Regions from separate parts of the Homo sapiens genome. Here regions 1, 2 and 4 are each linked to region 3. A link is a contact called in ENCODE Hi-C or POLR2A ChIA-PET data. All regions are on one chromosome and are shown on one strand. Each heading gives the region's core, a stretch centred on a gene start or an enhancer-like site at or near the end of the contact. The rest is flanking DNA. Distances are from core to core; before and after follow the strand shown.

Region 1 (2,700 bases), core at 3-2,502, 5.0 Mb after region 3:
TGCTAGATATAATTTTGTAGGCTGGGCGCGGTGGCTCACGTCTGTAATCCCAACACTTTGGGAGGCGAGGTGGGTGGATTGCCTGAAGTCAGGAGTTTGAGACCTGCTTGGCTAACATAGTGAAACCCTGTCTCTACTAAAAATACAAAAATTAGGCCAGGCGCGGTGGCTCACGCCTGTAATCCCAACACTTTGGGAGGCCGAGGTGGACAGATCACGAGGTCAAGAGATTGAGACCATGCTGGCCAACATGGTGAAACCTCGTCTCGACTAAAAATACAAAAATTAGCTGGGCATGGTGGTGCATGCCTGTAGTCCCAGCTACTTGGGAGGCTGAGGCAGAAGAATCACTTGAAGGGAGGCGGAGGGTGCAGTGAGCCAAGATGGCGCCACTGCACTCCAGCCTGGGCGACAGAGCGAGACTCCATCTCAATAAATAAATTATAATATAATGAAAAAAATGTGTAGAATGACTCGGGCGCAGTTGCTCACGTCTGTAATCCCAGCACTTTGGGAGGCCAAGGTGGGCAGATCACTTGAGGCGAGGAGTTCGAGACCAGCCTGGCCAACATGGTGAAACCCCGTCTCTACTAAAAATACAAAAATTAGCCAGGCATGGTGGAGCATACCTGTAGTCCTAGCTACTCAGGAGGCTGAGGTGGGAGAATCGCTTGAGCCCTGGAGGCGGAGGTAGCAGTAAGCCAGATCGCGCCAGTGCACTCCAGCCTGGGCGACAGAGTGAAACTGTCTCAAAAAAACAACGAAAAAATTGTTGAATGAATGAATGAATGCATGAAGAAATGGATAACTATGAAGCACCGTCCAAGGCGGAAAAAACCCGCCCTAAACCGCACCCCAAGCAAATTGCACACACGGCTTTCCCGGAGTGGACACCAGAGGGCGCTGAGCTCGGCCGCTCTCAGCTCCGGATCAGGATTCGCGCCTGGGTCCTTAGGACGACGCCGCGTGGTGACGTCATATCCGCCTGGGCGTCACGCTTCGTGGGGCGGGACGAGGAGAAGCCAAACGTAAAGACACCAGGAGTTTCTCGGGCCCAGCTGTGGCTGCTGCCGGGGAGCCCCAAGCCTTGGCGGGTCCTTGCGGCGAATAGGAGTCTGGTCAGGCGTCAGGCTAGTCCGACGAAGAGTGGGTAGGTGGAAGCCTTCCAAAGAGCGGCGGTTGTCTGGGAGCCGTCTCAGTTGGCCGCGACCCGGGCGCATGCGCGGGGCGGGCGGTGCGCCTTGGGTAGCTTGTCCTCTCCGACCCCGGGCGCTGAGGGCCTCTGTACGGCGCCGCGTAGGGTCTCGGCCGCAGAACGTGGCCGAGAGGCCCGGGCGAGACTTCGGGACCGTGTCCTGAGCGCTCTCCATGCGCCCGGCGCGAGGTGAGCGCTAAATAGTGGTTGTTGAAAAATATTGAAAGCCACCCAAGTGCTCAGCAGTAAGGATATTGAGCTTTTTAAAGTGATTGATTTAGTCCAAAAATTGTACGTCGCACGCCCACTGTGCACGACCCAGTGTTTTAGGGCCTTGGGAAACAGCAGTGAACAAGATAGCAAGATTCTTGGAGTGGACTTTTGTTGGGGTGGGGAGGGGAAGTACAGATAAAGATAAACGAGTTACATAATTGTCATAGAAAAAGGCAAATGCTACGAAGAAGAAAGCAGGGACGGGGCATGGGGGTGGGGTGCGGTGTTAGCCGAGAAGGGCACTGGGCCAACCCGATTGAGATTTGAGCTAAGCCAGGAAGGGGGCAAGGGTGTGAGTCCGGTGGCTGCCTGGAGGAAGATCTTTCCCAGCATGGGGAAAAGCTAGAGCCGAGGCCCAGCGGTGGGAGCGAGACTGGCGCGTGAGAAAGAGCTAGGCTAGGCCTGTGTGGTGGCGGGGATTGAGCGGAGGGAGAATGGCAGGACATGAAGTCAGAGGTGTAGAGGGAGCAGTCCTGCAGGTGAGGCAGAGCCTTGCAGGCTGCTCTAAGGACTTTGGCCTTACTCTGGATAAAACGGGAACCATAGCAAGATTTTGAGCAGAGGAATGATGTAGCTTGAGTAGATGTTAATAGACTCACTGGCCGCCGTAGGGATGGAGAAGCGGGGGAGTAGGGAGAATCAGATTTATTACTAATAGGTCAGATTAGGAGCATCCCTGCGCAGCCACTAAAAAAGGCTGACTCTAGGCCGGGCGCGGTGGCTCATGCCTGTAATCCCAGCACTTTGAGGGGGCCGAGGTCGGCGGATCACTTGACGCCAGGAGTTCGAGACCAGCCTGGGCCAACATGGCGAAACCCCATTTGTACTAAAAATACAAAAGTTAGCTGGGCGTGATGACGTACGCCTGTAATCCCAGCTACTCAGGAGACTGAGGAGCGAGAATTGCTTCGACCCAAAGCACTCCAGCCTGGGCGACAGAGTGAGACTCCATCTCAAAACAAACAACAAGACTGACTTTAAAGATGACGATGACAGTAACTTCGTGAGCCCACATCTGTGGAGAGCCTGGTGAATATATTTAATACCAGTCTGTACAAAATAATTTCCCAGGTATCCTCTCCTTTAATGTCAGAACAGCCTGCAGAGGGCAGTGCTGTCATTTGTAAGTCTTTTTTTTTTTTTTTAATTGCAAAAAATACGTGACATAAAATTTATCGTAAGTAGCATTGAGTACATTCACAACGCTGTGCAGCCATCACCACTGTCCATCT
Region 2 (2,700 bases), core at 193-2,692, 4.2 Mb after region 3:
GATTGCGCCACTGCACTCCAGCCTGGGTGACAAGAGCAAAACTCCGTCTGCAAAAAAAAAAAAGGAAGAGAAAAATAAAACCTCCTCCGGTAGAAAACAAGCTAATGAACCAACAAGTTTCAACGTTCAAAGTTAGAGGGGCTTCTTTCAGCGTTATTCTAGTCCATGGAGCTCAGCTGTGATGTAGACTGCTTACAGTAACCGGGAGCGGTTGCTTACTTCAGCCAACTGACAGCCCTTCTCCCTCAGCTGAGCAAAAACACGCCCCCTAAAAAGTAGTTTTTAAAAAGTCAACTTTCTAAAAAGAAATTTTAAAAAAATTGTAGTTACTATTTAACAAGACTACCATAAAATTCAGCGTCATGATGTTCAGTTACTTGAAAATTTATCAGGTATTTTTTAAAAATTCGTTTCTAAAATTTTTTTGCATTAGACCTTAGACCGCCTAAAAATAAGCTTAAAAACCTAGGAGAATAAACCAAACACATTTAAAGTTTTTGAAAATAGTCAAAGAAATAGAAGATAAGCTCAGTTTTCGGAGAATGAGATTAACAAGGAGCGAAAAACTTGAAACGGAATCCAGCGCAAGGCCAAGTTTAGCAAAGTGAGCGCTGAAGGACTCCAGACTCTTCGGAAACCTTGGGTGCTCCCTGGCCACCGCAACTTCCTGCCCCGGGCGGCTCCAGGCTCCGGGTGGCCGCTGGCTTACATACCAATGGAGTATGCAGGGACTGTACACGAAACGCAGAAGGGGAGGGAAAAGGCTGGAGTTGCTCTGCCTCCCTCCTGACCGCTGTCCACACCCGGGCAAGAAGGTATGCAGATCGCACCCCCAGAAAGGGCCTCGCCAAGTGTTTGCTTCCCAGAGTTGGCTTTCCCCACATCTCTGCCCAATGTTGTCCAGCTTTCAATAAGATCAAGGAGAAAAAGCCGAGTCCAGAAAGAAATCTTGCCCGAAGCCCTGTCCCTGTCTCGTCTGGCGACAGATCGGGGGCGGGGGGGATCGCTCACCCTCCGCTCCATTGTTCCCCCTTAAGAATTCCTTCCGACCCCCGACCCGGCGCCCCTCCCCCACCACAGCGGGCGGAGGAAAAAAACAGGCCCAGAGGCCACCCCAATTGTGGAGACCCTGCCTTTCCCAGGTCCCGCCTGACTCGCAGCCCCTCACTCACCCATCAAAATGCGCATCTGCTTCTTGCCAAATAGTCGGGAGAAGAGGGAGGAGATAGTGAGGCCCATGGCGGTAGTGGCACTTGTGATGGGCAGAAGCAGAAGGGGTTTGGGGCGACCCCGTGCTTTCTCCTTTCAAGCTCCCAGGCAAACTAAACGAGAGGGAAGAGAAAGAGCGGAGGAAGAAAGAGGGAGGCAGAAACGTCTCAGTGGCCCCTGTGCCGATGAAGATCCGGCACAGGAATAAGCCGGTAGAGGACCTGCTAGGCGACTGGCGCGGCAGCTCCGGCTCTAGCCTTTAGGCTCTGGCTGTGCCACGTCACGCGGCGGCCGCGGCGACTCCAGCAGCGGCCCGGCCCCTCCAACGCGGACAGAATCGCGTCACCGCCGCCCCATCCCCCTGCGCTTCCGGTGCGCCCGAGCCACTGCGCTTGCGCCTGCAGGGGATTGGCCAGTTTCGCTGACGAGCATCTCTCGACGGCGCCACCGCCCGGACGTGGCCCCAGGAGCCGGGAGAGGCCGGCTGAGGCACATGCGTACTGGGAGACGGACAAAGTCCCACAATACCTCGCTTCGTCACTGCCAAATCAGACTCAGGGTGAGACGCTTCCGCCCGGATGAAGGTATTGTCGGGGTGATAGTCCTTGCTTCCGGAAAGGCGAGCTGAGCATTATGGGTTAGGTGAGGAACCTCGCCCTCTTCTATTACGGTACGCGCGATGGGTATTCCCTGATGCCATGAACTTACACGTTTCACACACGGGACCAGACGCTTGCTTTAGTTGACGCATGAAGACCGGTCCGGTCTTTTGCGGAGAAAAGTGGTTAAAAGCTGACTTGTGGGCCGAGAAACTGTGGCACCCTAATGAGCTAGGGCTAGACGCTTCGACCACCACGCCAAGTGATTCTGAAGATCTCTAATTCTGTCAAGGCGAGAGCGCTCCAACACGTGTTCATCGGCTGTTGCTTTTTAAAGAGAAGGCAAGGAGGAAGTCTTGCTTTTCTTGTACTTTTTTTCCTAGAAGCAGCATTAAAGATTTACTCCTTATGTTGAGGAAGCGGAAAGCCTCTTCACTTTAAAAGTGTTTATGATCGGGCCTGGCGCGGTGACTCACCGCGCCCGGCCTGCTACACCTTTTAAAATTCACAGCAATGATAAATGTATTAGACTCATTGCCAGGATAAAGATTTAATCTATTTTTCTAGTAGTGCCGTCCTATGTGGTTCTGTAGTTGCTTATTCCAACTGGTATATTTCCATAGGATGGGGTTGAATAAGAAAAACTTGCAAACTTTCAGAAACAGTAAGTTATTTTTATATTTTTGAAGGCTTGCTGAGTAACGCTTCTCTTGGTAGCACTACCTTATCTACCCTTCAGAGACTGTTATTTCTTAGGAGTGGCCCTGGGCAATTAAAAGCAAAAACTTCTGGCCGGGCATAGTGGCTCATGCCTGTAATCCCAGCACTTTGGGAGGCCGAGGCGGGCAGATTACGAGGTCAGGAGATCGAGACCATCCTGGCTAACACGGTG
Region 3 (2,700 bases), core at 45-2,544:
CCATATCTCCTTCTCTTCCAGGAGGCAAAGATAAACAACGTGATTATAAAAACTCTTCATCTGAATTAACTGTTCATAAATGCCAAATGATTTTCGATAAATTACTGATAAATATAATCTATGCAACTGTATTATAGGGTAAACGACATACTACGGTCATCTTCCAGAGTTCTGTCAGTTTAAGGATTTCGTATCTTATTGAAATGTGAACTCCAGTCATTGGTGAATTCAATCCAACAAGCATTTACGTATTACTTTCTAAGTGTAAAGCCTGTAGCTGAATGAGTTAATTAGGAAGGGTCAATTACAAGAAAGTGGGAAATTATGCTTTTTAAACAACTAACAAAGCTTCAAGCAGGGGCTAACAAGAATCAGTGAACACACTGAATGTGACTTTTCGGACCCTCCCCAGTGCACGAAAGCCAGAAAGTACTGAGTCCGAGGGGAGCATTCAGAGATGACATCACCAGCATCATAGATGGAACAAAACACATTTACAGGGTCTCTCTTGTTTGTACAAAGGTCTTCGGGGATCCAGTGAACACGGAAGCCCTTTTCCTAAGTGCCTTGGAATCTTTTCCGAAACTCTGTGTAGTTCGATTAAAGCCGGACCCACCCACCCCCTCCTTCCAAGAATCGAAACTAATTGGATTTTAAACTTTAAACCCAAATGACCTCTGCGACAGGGGCTCTCATTTACGTTTGCCAGGGGGAGAGGAGGAGTGTTTATTTTATAGATAATGTACATATAATTTATCTAATAATCCGCAAAGCCTCAAACACAAGCTTTCAGGCACCCTTTTGACCCCACCGGTCTTATAACTCCCAATGTATCTGCAAAGAAGGCAGGTCGCCCACGTCCCCAGACCCGACGCCAAGGGACTGATCCTGCTCCAATCCTCCCCTCCACTGGCTTTTCCTTGGGATGTCTCGAGCCACTTCTCTCACTCCTATCCCCCAATCCCAAGCGGACCCGACACCCCTCAGGCTCTGGCTAGGCTCTTGGCCAGACCCTGGCCTCGTCTCCACCGCCCTGGCCTCTTAGTGTGCCCCCCCACCCCACAGTAACCCGCGCGGCCCCTTTAAGAGACGGCAGCGGCCGGGTGGCCGTCCTCAGGGCCAGGCGGCACTCACCCACTGGTTGGCCTTGGGGCAGAAGGTGTACAGAGCGACCTGGCCCGTGAGGTCTGCGATGCTGGTGATATAGGGGTCGTGTTGCTTCAGGGCCGCTAGGCTCATCTCCTGCCCAGCTCGACTCAGCGCCTCCATCTTGAATCCCAGAGCCTAGCCCCTCTGGTGGGGGCGGAGTCGCGGACAGGAAAGTGCCATCGAGGCAAAATTCCCCCATCTGCGTCAGTCCCCTCAACTTCCGCCTCTACGCGGGCCTCGCGGCAGGGCGGTACGTCAGCCATTCTGGTCCGCCGCGCGCACGCTCCGGGCGCCGGGTTCCGGCGTTGTCAGGGTCCGCGGCCCTACGATGTGGGCGGTGTCCAAGGCTGCGTAGTGGAGCTTGCAGGCTGGAGCTCCGGCGCTTCCTTTCCCTGAGCTAAAACGACTGGGTCCTGGGATCTGGCCTCTAGCTCGCCTGCCGAGCTCTTTCCAGGCAAAGGTTGGAGACCGCCGAAGTGCCGGCCTCGCGGTGCGCTGTCTGGCAGGGCCCGGGGCCACAGAAGGAAAACATGTCTGTGGAATGTGGAAATGCGGGACTCTACCGGGCCCGTTTAGAGAGCACAGAAAAACATGGGGGAAAGGGAGAGGCGAGAAGCCCAGAAAATTACCCTAGGTCTCAGATATGGATGTGTCGACCTAAAAGGAAGAAGACTCTGGGGCAAAATAAATGCAAGCAGAGAGTTTATTTGGGCCAAGCTTGAGGATTGCACCCCAGGAGCATAGATTCAAGTTGCCTTGAATATATACACTGATTAGCAGAAGGTACAAGTGGATTTTTTTTCTTTTTTTTTGAGACGGAGTTTCACTCTTGTCGCCCAGGCTGAAGTGCAGTGGCGCGATCTCGACTCACTGCAACCTCCGCCTCCAAGGTTCAAGCGATTCTCCTGTCTCAGCGTCCCCAGTAGCTGGGATTACATGGGCGCGCCACCATGCCCTGATAATTTTTGTGTTTATAGTAGAGACGGGGTTTCGCCATGTTGGCCAGGCTAGTCTCGAACTCCTGACCTCAGGCGATCCACCCGCCTCTGCCTCCCAAAGTGCTGAGATTACAGGCTTGAGCCACCGCGCCCGGCCCTTTTCTTTTTTTCTTTTTGAAACGGAGTCTCGCTCTTTTGCCCAGGCAGGAGTGCCGTGGCACAATCTCAAGCTCACTGCAACCTCTGCCTCCAGGGTTCAAGCGATTCTCCTGCCTCAGCCTCCCAATTAGGTGGGATTACAGGCGCCCGCCACCACACCTGGCTAATTTTTTCTTTTTCTTTTTCTTTTTTTTGAAATGGAGTTTCGCTCTGTCGCCCAGACTGGAGTGCCGTGGCGCGATCTCAGCTCACTGCAACTTCTGCCTCCTGGGTTCAAGCGATTCTCCTGCGTCAGCCTCCAGAGTAGCCGGGATTACGGGCGCCCGCCACCACGCCCAGCTAATTTTTGTATTTTTTTTAGTAGTGACGAGGTTTCACCACATTGGCCAGGCTGGTTTTGAACTCCTGACCTCAGGTGATCTGCCCTCCTTGGCCTCCCAAAGTGCTGGGATTA
Region 4 (2,700 bases), core at 130-2,629, 4.9 Mb after region 3:
ATGCCCCTTTGCCACTTCTCCGGGACTTCTTGACTGTGTCCTATTCTTAAAACCCAGGACCTGCACCACTCAGCCAGGCTCCACCAGCGTGGAGGCCTTGGCAGGCTGAGGCCCAAAGGCTGCCTTTGTGGGGGATTTAAACGGCCAAGAGAGTCTTGCTGAGCCCTGGCCCCTTGACGTCTGGAGTGGCAGGCCAAGCACTCAGTGCAGCAGGAAGATCTGGGTGCCACTAAGGCCCCTAACAGGTGTAGTAAATATCTGTTAAATGAACGAATACATGTTTTGATGAAAGAAGCCCACAGTGCAGTGTGAGCCCAAAGGGGTCTTACTGAAGGCTTCCTGGAGGAAGTGGCAGCTAAACTGAGACATGGAAAACACGGAAGAGTAGCCAGGCCAAGCTGGGGTTTAACTGTCCCTAAAAGAAAGAAACGACCATAGCAGGGGTTTAACCAGAGGTGGCCGAAGGCCTTTCCAGGTGCCCATTTCTCCCGTATAGCTTTGGAGTCAGACGATCCTCGGTTGGAATTCCCAGTTCAGTCCTTACAGTCTGACGTCCCGCACAACCCGACGCCGGCAACTGTCTCCAAACACCCGAGAGCCAGGGCGGGAGCATGAGCGCCTACGGTGTTCCTTGGGGTGGAGCCCTCGCAGTGTCCAGAGGATTTGGGGGCTCCTGCGCCCCCATTTCTCCCATTTCCTGGACTATCCAGGGCAAGCCCCTCACCTCCCTGAGCCTCGGTGTCTTCTGAGAAAAGAAGTCGACCCCAGTGCCTACCTCATAGGATTACGTGAGACAACCGATGTCAAGCAGTGTTGCTTTGCTGCCTGAGAACCCCTGCCTGTCCCTTTCTCTCTGATGCCCTTCGGGGCAGAGATCCAGAGATCCTGCCTGAGTCACTTTGGCGGGTTTAATGCCCAGCCGCGCCAGGCACACAGTAGGTGCTCAGTAAGTGAAACAGTGCCGGGAAGAATTCGGGCCGGGGATGTGGAACTGTGTGTGGCTCTGCGGGCTCAGAGGCCCTCCCCGCGCCCCGCCACCGTGTGCGTTCCGGGGCGGGGCGGGGCGGGGGCGGGGGCGGGGGCGGGGGCGGGACCGGGCGCTCGGGCTCCGCCCCCGGTACCTCTGTAGGCGATCCTGCTCTCGCCGTGGCTTTCGGGTGCTAGGAGACAGTTGCCGGCGTTGGGTTGTGCGAGACGCTAACTGTACCCTCCGGGTTTAACGCTGTGAGGCAGCGCGCGGAGGAACTGGGGATAAGCGCCCCGGAGCCCCCAAACAGAGCGCGGCCGCTGGGGGACAGCGCGCGGCGCCGGGTCGGGGCGGGGCGGCTTTTCTGTCGGAGGACGCGAACCGGCACGCTGCGCCTTTAAGGAGTCCAGCTGGGCTGGGCGCCGGAGCTGGGAGCGGCGCGGGTAGGAGCCCGGCGGCAGGTCCCAGCCCGGGGCTAGAGACCGAGGGCCGGGGTCCGGGCCCGGCGGCGGGACCCAGGCGGTTGAGGCTGGTCAGGTGAGCGGAGGCGGGCGGGCGGGCGGTGGTGCGCTCCTAGGGGGATGGGGCGCCCTGATGGCCCCGTGACCTCTCCCCCAGTGTCTCCCTGCAGCGGCGCATCGAGTGGAAAGAGTCGGCGATCTGCACTTGCCTTTCCACTCCGCTCCCCGCGCGGGCGCTGCCCCCACCTCCCGCTGCCTGGATAGGTTTGAGATGCCCGAAACCCGGCGCCCCATTTCCTGGGTCCAGCCAGCCTCTTGAAGCCGGGGGACAGAGTGAGGACGGGTCGGGACCTGCACCCTCTTTCTACTTCGCCTCCCCACCCCCTGCGCCCGCAGCAGCCCTTAGGCGCCCCTCGCAGTGCCGAGAGGATTTTGGGGTCCTGCAGCCCTGTTTCCCCCATTTCCTGGAGAAGGACTGCAGCTCGCCCACCCAGATAGCATCTTGCTCCGTGTCACGCGCCGCCTCCGCGCCGTCCCCAAGATCTCGCTCCGCTACTCCCCTCCCCCAGCAGCCTTTCAGCTTCCCTTTCCCCAGCCTGCCCCGGCTCCCGTGCCCTTGCGCCCCTTCCGTGTCGAAACACTTGAATCAGGATGCTGTCCAGCCAGGTACCCGCCGGCAACTTGCGGTCCCCCGCCTACAGCGACACAGGTTTCACGGCTGCCTTAGAAATGCGGATTGTGTAACGCCGGCTGCAGGGCAGTGCACGTGCAGGGTTTGCGCCCCTGAGCCCACAGCGAGGCCAGGTGACAGAGTGAGGCATGGGGGAGTGGGGGAAGAGGAGGATGCCAGAGGGTCTAGATACTGTGCATGCAGAGAATATGTATTTTGAGCCCTTTGTATGCCCCAGGAGCTGGGTGGTTAGGAAGAGGAAATAAAGTGGGGGTCTTACTCCAGCTGGGACCTGGAGGCCCTCATTTATCTCGCCGCCCCCCTCCCCGCTGCTCCCGCCTGCTCAGAAATCCCTAGTGGCTCCACCTGGCTAAGAGTTTAAAGTAGTTTATAATGAATAATAGCTGACATAGAATAAGCAAATCTTGTGTGCCAGGCCCTGTCCTAAGCCCCTTAAAAGAATTACCTGCCATACTTTCCCCAACAGCCCCTTGAGGTAGGTACCACCGCTGTGCCCATTCCTGAGAGCAGGAATATGAGGCTTCCAGAGGTGGTACCTTCCCAAGACACGAAGTGAGTCTGGCCTCAGAACCACCCCCTTC

What was found. Hi-C counts contacts between places; a loop is a spot of excess contacts on that map. ChIA-PET counts read pairs that join two places held with the same protein, here RNA polymerase II (POLR2A). Pooled maps may share reads with other maps.
Region 1: a map of CD4-positive, alpha-beta T cell shows a loop between it and region 3 (16-fold over the local background). The contact joins the promoter of HTD2 here to the promoter of DCP1A in region 3. A Hi-C loop is called at or near these places in 3 of 168 maps with a recorded cell type or tissue (CD4-positive, alpha-beta T cell, CD4-positive, alpha-beta memory T cell and naive thymus-derived CD4-positive, alpha-beta T cell) and 10 of 50 pooled maps. POLR2A ChIA-PET finds 5 or more read pairs at or near these places in 2 of 52 experiments (CD4-positive, alpha-beta T cell and WTC11).
Region 2: a loop to region 3 is called in a map of CD8-positive, alpha-beta T cell, with 22 times the contacts of the local background. The contact joins the promoter of ARF4 here to the promoter of DCP1A in region 3. A Hi-C loop is called at or near these places in 1 of 168 maps with a recorded cell type or tissue (CD8-positive, alpha-beta T cell) and 7 of 50 pooled maps. POLR2A ChIA-PET finds 5 or more read pairs at or near these places in 1 of 52 experiments (activated T-cell).
Region 4: a loop to region 3 is called in a map of sciatic nerve, with 16 times the contacts of the local background. The contact joins the promoter of ABHD6 here to the promoter of DCP1A in region 3. A Hi-C loop is called at or near these places in 2 of 168 maps with a recorded cell type or tissue (sciatic nerve and vagina) and 8 of 50 pooled maps.

What each region holds. Positions count from the first base shown.
Region 1 is chr3:58,305,268-58,307,967 of GRCh38, forward strand. HTD2 (hydroxyacyl-thioester dehydratase type 2) reads left to right here and starts at 1,253. Exons shown (of 5, transcript NM_001348712.2): 1 at 1,253-1,384. RPP14 (ribonuclease P/MRP subunit p14) reads left to right here and starts at 978. Exons shown (of 6, transcript NM_007042.6): 1 at 978-1,150. RefSeq lists enhancers at 764-843, 1,034-1,293, 1,414-1,543.
Region 2 is chr3:57,595,902-57,598,601 of GRCh38, forward strand. ARF4 (ARF GTPase 4) reads right to left here and starts at 1,443. Exons shown (of 6, transcript NM_001660.4): 1 at 1,173-1,443. The coding sequence starts at 1,239. ARF4-AS1 (ARF4 antisense RNA 1) reads left to right here and starts at 1,888. Exons shown (of 2, transcript NR_132370.1): 1 at 1,888-2,150. It also overlaps a transcript of PDE12 not described here. RefSeq lists enhancers at 847-896, 917-1,066, 980-2,179, 1,055-1,760, 1,097-1,146 and 4 more.
Region 3 is chr3:53,346,249-53,348,948 of GRCh38, forward strand. It overlaps DCP1A (decapping mRNA 1A), which reads right to left and starts at 1,295. Exons shown (of 10, transcript NM_018403.7): 1 at 1,135-1,295. The coding sequence starts at 1,269. RefSeq lists enhancers at 303-893, 894-1,484, 1,020-1,789.
Region 4 is chr3:58,236,413-58,239,112 of GRCh38, forward strand. ABHD6 (abhydrolase domain containing 6, acylglycerol lipase) reads left to right here and starts at 1,380. Exons shown (of 10, transcript NM_001320126.2): 1 at 1,380-1,504. RefSeq lists an enhancer at 791-1,730 and silencers at 952-1,121, 1,132-1,621.